2 separate regions of the Homo sapiens genome follow, and region 2 is linked to region 1. The links are chromatin contacts, found by Hi-C or POLR2A ChIA-PET in ENCODE. All regions are on one chromosome and are shown on one strand. Each heading gives the region's core, a stretch centred on a gene start or an enhancer-like site at or near the end of the contact. The rest is flanking DNA. Distances are from core to core; before and after follow the strand shown.

What was found. A loop is a pair of places that touch in the nucleus more often than their neighbours do. ChIA-PET counts read pairs that join two places held with the same protein, here RNA polymerase II (POLR2A). Pooled maps may share reads with other maps.
Region 2: a loop to region 1 is called in a map with no recorded cell type, with 3 times the contacts of the local background. The contact joins two enhancer-like sites. A Hi-C loop is called at or near these places in 1 of 37 single-sample maps with no recorded cell type and 2 of 50 pooled maps. POLR2A ChIA-PET finds 5 or more read pairs at or near these places in 1 of 52 experiments (activated naive CD4-positive, alpha-beta T cell).

Annotation. Positions count from the first base shown.
Region 1 is chr5:171,963,294-171,967,717 of GRCh38, reverse strand. The region is part of intron 1 of FBXW11 (F-box and WD repeat domain containing 11); the gene reads left to right. Among named protein-coding and RNA genes, the nearest start is that of FBXW11, 41 kb to the left of the region's middle. RefSeq lists enhancers at 1,631-1,680, 1,659-1,953. Within about 2 kb of position 1,802, at least 3 of the 41 ENCODE cell types and tissues checked have a DNase peak (open chromatin) inside an H3K27ac peak, as active enhancers do.
Region 2 is chr5:173,032,923-173,037,346 of GRCh38, reverse strand. It overlaps ATP6V0E1 (ATPase H+ transporting V0 subunit e1), which reads right to left. Exons shown (of 4, transcript NM_003945.4): 4 at 1,902-2,948. Among named protein-coding and RNA genes, the nearest start is that of SNORA74B, 14 kb to the right of the region's middle. RefSeq lists a silencer at 271-340. Within about 2 kb of position 1,851, at least 11 of the 41 ENCODE cell types and tissues checked have a DNase peak (open chromatin) inside an H3K27ac peak, as active enhancers do.

The DNA of each region.
Region 1 (4,424 bases), core at 553-3,052:
TCAGGCGTACCCCACTACACCCAGCTAATTTTGTATTTTTAGTAGAGACGGGGTTTTTCCATGTTGGTCAGGCTAGTCTGGAACTCCCAACCTCAGGTGATCCGCCTGCCTCGGCCTCCCAAAGTGCTGGGATTACAGGCATGAGCCACCATGCCCGGCCTATGTATATATTATATTTATTAAATGAACATGGGATCATAATGTAAGTCCTGGTTTGTTGCCTTTATTCACTTAGTGTTTCTTGAATTCTTTCCGTGTATTGTAACTTTCTTTCTATGCATTAAACTTCCTTTAGTGTCTGTAAATATATTCGTATAGCATGATTTCTATTTAGCAGAAACACAATAGTTTGTCTTATGGGTAATCCCTAATCTGTGGAACCTGTCCCTTTGGTTAGCATTTTCCCTTTGCTATTATGAACAGTGATGTGAATGACATCTTCTTGGCTATATTTTTGGACATTTCTTTATTTTGTCTCCTTGATAAAATTTCTTACATGTGAAATTGCTGAGTCAAATGATGTGCATGAGTTTCAAGTCTTGACTATGTATTGCAGAGTTGCATACCAGAGATTGTATCAATCAGCAATATAGATGAGTGACAGGTAGATAAAATTTGAAAATAAATCAGGGAAACTTGCTGCTCTACGGAGTTTAATGTCAGGTAAAGGAAGTGACGGGCAATTATAGATAAGGGAAGAAAGCAGGGATTTTAGAGTCAGATAGAATGCAGTTTTGCCATTCTTGACCTCTGGCAAGTGATTTGATGTCTGTGGTCCTTAGTTTTTCTTGTCTGTAAAACTCAGCTGCTTGTTTGGCCAGAGGTGGTATGAGAGTTAATGAGTACGGTATAGCCATAGGGTACTCACTTTGTACCCCCTCCCAATTTATCCTTCTTTGTTAATTTTCATGTCATTTAACATTTTTATTGAAAAAGATTAAACTTAGGGTTGAGAGGTCTCGCCCTAGTCCTGAACAACTTTCCTAGTTGGACCACAGCTGCTAACCAACAAAGGCCCAGATGTACTTAGGTGTTAAATTATCTCCAGGCTCAGGATTTATGGATCTTGGAAAAACCTCATTGGGATTGGGTTCAGACTGATTTAACCTTGAGCTTGCTGGGGGATTCTGTTCCCCCTTGGCAGCTGAACCTCACGCTGGTCCTAGTACAACTGAGGATCCATGTGGCTATGCCGGAAATAGATTATTTTGTTACATCCTGTTCTCTGTCATGCTGCTTAGAATAGAGATTCCACTTCCCACCTCAAACATCTAATTCTTTCCTCCTCCAGCTTCTGTAAGAGCTCTGAAAAACTTGGTGACATTTTTGAATCATGGGTGGTAGTTGTAAAGTGGACAAGGATGATTTTTTTTTTCCTTTGGATTTCCTCAGGAATAAACCATTATGATTTTGATGTTTCCAAGGGCCACTAGGTGAAATATTTTTCTAGCACTGAGCATTTAAACACATTTTAAACTGTGGATGTTTAAGATGGACTCAAAATTAATTCCTGGTAAAAGAATATGTTTTTATTTAAATTGTGTATTAGTCCGTTCTCATACTGCTGTAAAGAACTATCTGAGACTGGGTAATTCATAAAGAAGAGGTTTAATTGACTCACAGTTCTGCAGGCTTAACAGGAAGCATGATTGGGAGGCCTTAGGAAACTTACAATCATGGCTGAAGGCAAAGGGGAAACAAGCATGTCTTACCACGCTGATGCAGGAGAGAGGGTGAGAAGGGGGAAGTTCCACACATGTTCAAACAATGAGATTCTGTGAGAACTCACTATCGCGAGAACAGCAAGGGGGACGTCTACCCCCATGAGTCAACCACCTCCTACCAGGCCCCTCCCCTGACACGTGGGGATTACAATTCGAGATATGATTTGGGTGGGGACACAGAGCCAAACTACATGAATATGTTGTGAACTGCCCCATTAAAAAAAAATTGTCAAGTTACTCTTTATAATTAAACAAAATAAGTCATCACTTAAAATTATACTTGGTATTATTAAGGTATTAATATGAGTACTAGGTGGTCATTGGAGAAAAATCGGAAAATATGGATGAATAAAAATTTGAAAAGAACATTACCCTTCATCTCTCTACCAGAGAGATTACAGTGAAGATCCATTTTAGTTTTAATGCTTTTGGGTACTGATATCTTTTTTTTTTTTTTTTTATTTTTAAAGACAAGAGTCTCACTCTGTTGCCCAGGCTGGAGTACAATGGCATGATCTCAGCTCCCTGTAACCTCTGCCTCCTGGGTTCAAGCAATTCTCGTGCCTCAGCCTCCTGAGTAGCTGGGATCATAGGTGCGTGCCACCTGCCTGGCTAATTTTTTGTAATTTTTAGTAGAGACAGGCTTTCACTATGTTGGCCAGGCTGGTCTCAAACTCCTGACATCAAGTAATCTCCTGCCTTGGCCTCCCACAGTGCTGGGATTATAGGCATGAGCCATCTTGCCTGGATGGGTTCTAATATCTTACCTTAGAATAATTCAAGATGAAAATTGTTTGGACATTAATTAAAAAAATTATAGTGGTGTTTAAGCAAAGTTTGGCCTCTGACTTTGAGTCCTGATTCCACTACTTTTGGGCTGTTCTTGAATCTAAAAACTTGGCAGATAGTAAATTTTGGTTTTCCTCATTCTTCTCATCCTTATTTTTTTTCTCCCCTTCCTGCCTACTTCTCTGCATCCCCTTTTCTTCCCTTAACATATATCCCAGCCTGAATATACCCTGTGATATAATATTATGACAAGAACATAATTCTAGAATACAGTTGCTAAGAATTAAAATGTAAACTTTTTGGTTACATGTCACATGTTTACTATCAAATTCTGTTATAATAAAATGCCATTATAAGGAAAAGAAAGTATTTTGCACATTAGGGTAATGGGCCAATATTCAGTTCTATAAAAGGTTATAGAAAATGCCTTAAACCGTGAATTAACTTTTATTTAACAACCTGATTGCTACATTGTGATTCTTGGTTTTAAAAACAATGCATTTATGGTGGTGAGAGTGCTCTTTCTTATAGGTTGCCATCAGACATTAATAGTGGAAGCCTAGGTTCTGAATTTTAGAAGACTCTTCTGAATGCTTTGTCCTTACTTTAATTACAAACACTGCTGCTTCTTGAAAAGCAACAGGCTGAGAGATGAGACACAATAGGATAATTCCTAAGTTGGGTTAACTTTAATGCTTAGTTTATTTGGCAGTCTTCAGCAGAAACTGAATGGGGACTCTAGCTGTCAAGTCTAGGTTTAGAGAGCTGGAGTTATGTACTCCCCTTGAGCCCACCTATTGTCTGATTCATCAAGACCCAGTCCTCACTCATGGCTAGAGATTCCCAGTGGAAAGGGCATTACTGCCAAATGGTTACCCCATGAAATTGATCTTTTATTTCTCTTCTTCATCATTATCATGGCACTCTTTGTTTGATATTCTATCAGTAGGGCCTGGTGGAAGTTTTGTGGGGGGAGAAAAAAGGACCTAGACTGAGTATGAAAGTTGGTAAGTGCTGGTTCTTGTGTCTACTCTTTGTAGCCCATCTGAAAGAAATTGCATTGTTTGTAAAACAAAAATGAGCTGCTATCTTATAGATTCTCGAAGAGACTTATCCTTATTTCTCTGCAAATCATGCTTGGCTGCAGCTGCCAAGGGTCATTCCTTTGCTTAAAACAGTTTAATAGCTGTCTCATCATTGTCTGTAGCAGTGATTTGAATATTAAAATTTTGGATGTCTCACTTAAAGGAATTTAACACATTCAGAACACTCTGGTCTTTAACAAAATCCGTAATATAATATCTATAAAAACATCCTTGGTTTTTGTACTATCTGCTTACACTCTTTGTCATTGGGTTACTGTTGAGCAGACTTCTTTTATCGTTTGCGGCAAATATTCTCCACGAGTTCTAGAAAACATGGGATATTTCTTTGTTGCTGGCTTGATTTGGCTTGGCTTTGGCTTGATGTTATGCTTCACCCCTTACCTCTTAATCTAAAAACCTCCATCCCCTGTCCACCTCCACCTCCATCTCTGTGTTGCATGATCTGTTTCTATTCCTCTCTGACAGATATTGTACAAACTGTGTATCTGCTGAGTTGCAGAAAAAAAAGTCATTCACATTGATGTAAAATTGGATGACACAGCTGAGAAGCATTGGGCCAACTACTGATGGGCTGTAGCACAGAGTTTAAGACCTGTTGTTCTACGGGATTAAGTCACAAGTTTGATAGAGAGACCTCTGGTCCCTCCCTGTCTCTCTAATTAAGCCTTTCTCATCTCACACTTAAGTATTTTAATGCTAAATTAATTGCAGATACTTGCATAGGATGTTTCATTTTTTACCTCTTTGGCTTTGCTTATGCTATGTATTCTTCTTGGAATGTCTTTCTCTTTTTCCCCTGGCTGCC
Region 2 (4,424 bases), core at 602-3,101, 1.1 Mb before region 1:
TGCCAGAAATACTTCTATCCTGGTATAAGAGTTGGTAGAACCTGGAAGGGCAGGAAGGGTGTGGTCCAGCCACTTAGGCTCTGGCTCTGAACTCAGGCCTGGGGGCCTAATAAGGGTGCCTTTTATTTTTCTGTAAACCTCTACCTCCAAGTACAAATGACTAATCAAAAGTGTAACCATAGGCCAGGCACAGTGGCTCACGCCTGTAATCCCAGCACTTTGGGAGGTCGAGGGTGGGCGGATCACCTGAGGTCAGGAGTTCAAGACCACCCTGACCAACATGGTGAAACCCCGTCTCTACCAAAAATACAAAAAATTAGCCAGGCGTGGAGGCAGCCTACTGTAATCCCAGCTACTTGGGAGGCTGAGGCAGAACTGCTTGAACCTGGGAGGTGGAGGCTGCAGTGAGCTGAGATCGTGCCATTGCACTCCAGCCTGGGCAACAAGAGCGAAACTCTGTCTCAAACAAAACAAAACACAAAGAACCCAAAGTGTAACCCTACGTAGAAAAAAAAAATCACTTGGCTGTCCCTCTGGGTCCTATCTGAATAGAAAAGTACTGTCAGTGTACCCTGGGGATTTGGTCATTTATTTGGAAAATACTCTTGATGTATTATTATAATTCACAAATCACCTTCCCCGCCAAAATCTCATTTGGTAACAACTTCGTATAGTAGAAAAGGTATGCATTATCCCTATTTTACAGATGAAAACACTGAGAGTCAGAAATTAAATGATTTGCCCCGTTACACAGCTAGCGAGTGATGGGAGTAAGATGGCAAACCTAGGACCTCTGCTAATCTAGTGATTGTCCCAGGAGGCCACATGACGTTCGCCTGGAAGGGCTCTGGAGCGCAGGAACATTTTCGGTATCCTCTGAACGGGCTAAATGGAGGTCCTTCCAGTCTGGGCCCTGACAAACACTGGATGGAGTGTGGCAACGGTCAGGAAAATATGATTCACCAACATCCATCTCCGATGCCTAATCATGTTGTTAACAAACAGTTCTGCTATTAAGGGTGAGGTGACGAGAGAACATGTGCCTGGGTTTAGGTATTAATGGCACTGAACCTTCTCAAGAATTTAATAAATGAAACAACTAGGGCTCAAGGGTGAAGTGACTTCCTGAGCAAAGGGAATTTACCGAGTTTCCTCTCATAAAACCTGAGCTGATTTCGTCATTCCCACATTTCAACAATAGTATGATGGCAGGGCGCGGTGGCTCACACCTGTAATCCCAGCACTTTCGGAGACCAAGGTGGGCGGATCACGAGGTCAGGAGACCAGCCTGACCAACATGGTGAAACCCTGTCTCTACTAAAAATACAAAAATTAGTCGGGCGCGGTGGCAGGTGCCTGTAATCTCAGCTACTCAGGAGGCTGAGGCAGGAGAATTGCTTGAACCCGGGAGGCAGAGGTTGCAGTGAGCTGAGATCGCACCACTGCACTCCAGCCTGGGCGACAGAGTGAGACTCTGTCTCAAGAAAAAAAGAAAGAAAACATGGATCTTACTCCCCTGTCTAGCTCTGACCAACTGCATTAAGCTGGGCGAGAAATTCTCCCTGTCTGGGCTCAGCTTCCTTATCCATAAAATGATGGGGTTAGCCTATATCACCATAGCCCCCTTCAACTTCAAATCATCAATGTTTCATGTATTCCATGAAATTAGCTAATGTGGCCCTCCTGCTGGAAACGTAAAGCATGGAGTTGCCTAACAGACTGCGCAAAACAAAAGTAAAGAATGAAAAGAAACGAGAGCAGGAGAGTCACTTCAACTTGAAACTCACTTTGGTCATAAGAATAGCAAAGTAATGAGTTCAGACAGTTTGGGAGGAATAGAAAGTAGAAACTGCAAAACAGGAAATCCATTCTTGGCTGGCTGTCAAAAAGCCATGAGCTGGTGAAAATTTAGGTTCATTTTAATTTTTAATTTCTTAAAAGTAATAAAGCTCTCAAATTAGTGTATCGAGATGCCTGCTACTGAAATACAAAATTACTGTCTCCTGCCCCTGGCTTTTTAATCACTCTTGACTTCTTTAGTCCTATGTCTGAGGCTGTGATGGTTCCATCTCAGGAGCATTTGCTGCCTTGTTCTGCAGCTGGCAGGTAACCTTGAACTGCTCACCATGGTACCATCTTTAAGGACAATGCTCCAACACAACCTTATATTACAGTTCTATGTATACTAACCTTATCTCTCCAAATAGCTTGTGAACTTGCAGGGACTCCAAATTTACACATCTTTGATCCCTCCAGTGCCTTGGCTGCAGTAGGCACTCAAATAGTTACTGAACGATTAAGAAACGCACTTACCAGTCTTTTCAGGCATCTCAAGCTACATGGCAGGGTTTATATACTCAACCTAAGTTTAGACTACAAAATCATTTTTTAAAAAGGCATTATGTAGCGATAGAAAAGCTTATAAAAATGAACTTTACAAACACCGAGCCCAGATTTCCATAGAAAGGAGGAAAATATTTATTCCAAAAGATGGCAGAAAGAAGAAATTCATCCTGAAAGTATAGTTTGGTGCGATTCTGTTGAGATGGCTCTTCCCTCTGAACGTGCTCTCCTACTGACCACCCCACTGGAGTCTTGTTTGTCTTGCAGCAGTTTCTAAACACTTCACTGATTCCCACGTGAGAAGGCAGGAGCCATCTTCAAATCCACAGATTCCAAGGAGAGAGTAACGTATCTCTCAGAAGAACAGCATCTTCTATCTCAGAAGAGTACATAATCGTTTTGTGGAGTCGGCACAGTTCAGGTTATGGAGGCACGTAATTCACCAAAGTGCAAAAAAGGCAAAGGAAAACACGCTGCATTGTAGAATAAGGCATTCAAATGTGCTGTTAACGTTTAAGGCAGCTAATGGCCAAAACAGGCAAGTCAAGAAAAGTGGTCTGGTTTGGAGGTGATTTTGCATCTAGAAGGCATTCTCTTCTCGTGACCTGCAAAACAAAACCATTCTGGTAACTGGTCCTCATACATTCCTCAGGAAGGCAAAAAGTTAACATCGAGAAAGTTAACCAAGCCAACACTTTAAAATGCACAGATGCTCAACAAAATATGAAACACAGGATAATCAACTTGGTGCAAGTTTGGCCAGGTTTTGCAGGGCTGTGGCAAAAGGTCCAGTAACCAAGGACACTGCTGAAATGAGGAGCACAAGTAACACTCTATGTTACAGAAAGCAGGAAGAATGAAGCTGACTGAGATTGATTGTGCTGGAATCTAATGAATTCACCGCAGTTTCAAGAGTCTGTATTTTTCCCTTCCCTCTTATAGCATGGAGGGGAGGTTCCGCAGGCATGGCGAACTCTGCTCTGGGGCCAGGCTCCTGGGGAGCGGGCTCCTTGCATTGGTCTTGTACTGGAGGCTGCCCTGTAGCTTGCTCCCCGTTCTGGCTATCTCGAGTGTAGGTGACAAATGACACTTTTCTTTTTCTAGCAGCTTAAATTCAACACCATCTTTTTTTTTGTTTTGTTTTATTTTTGTTTTTTTCGGACACAGGGTCTTGCTCTGCCATCCAGGCTGGAGTGCAGTGGCGTGATCTCGGCTCACTGCAGTCTCAATCTCCTGAGCCCAAATGATCCTCCCATCTCAGCCTCCCAAGTAGCTGGAACTACAGGTGCACGCCAACACATTCGGCTAATTTTTATATTTTTTTGTAGAGACAGGGTTTCACCATGCTGCCCAGGTTGGGCTCTAACTCCTGGGCTCAAGCGTTGTGCCCATCCTCGCCTCCCAAAGTGCTGGGATTACAGGCATGAGCCATCATGCCCTAAACAGACTATATTTACAATGTACTAGGAAAACAACATCAGGCCAAGGAGTGGTAATTACCAGAGCTACTTGTTTCTTGTAGTAGTGTGAAAGCCTCATAATATCTTTCACTTAATCTAGGGATAATTTTCTGTTCTCTTCCTTAGGCCAGCAGAACAGCCTCTTTGTACAAGTATCAGTACCAGGCAGATTATAAATTTAGGCCAGGCGTGGTGGCTCACACCTGTAATCCCAGCACTTTGGGACGCCAAGGCGGGAAGATCACCTGAGGCCAGCCTGGGCAACATAGCGAGACTCTCTACAGCACGATGACACACACCAGTAGTCCCAGCTACTCCAGAAGCTGAGGTGGGAGGATCACTAGAGCTCAGGAGTTTGAGGTTACAGTGAGCTATGATCATGCCATTCTGCACCCCAGCCTAGGTGACAGAGCCTGACCCTGTCTCTAATCAATAAATAATATTTTTTTCAGACAGTCTCGCTCTCTCACCTGCCCTGGAGTGTAGTGGCCACAAACACAGCTCACTGCAGCCTCGACCTTCTGGACTCAAGCAATCTTCCTGCCTCAGCCTCCCAAGTAGCTGGGACTATAGGCCCACGCCATCATGCCCAGCTAATTTTTAAATTTTTCATAGAAATGG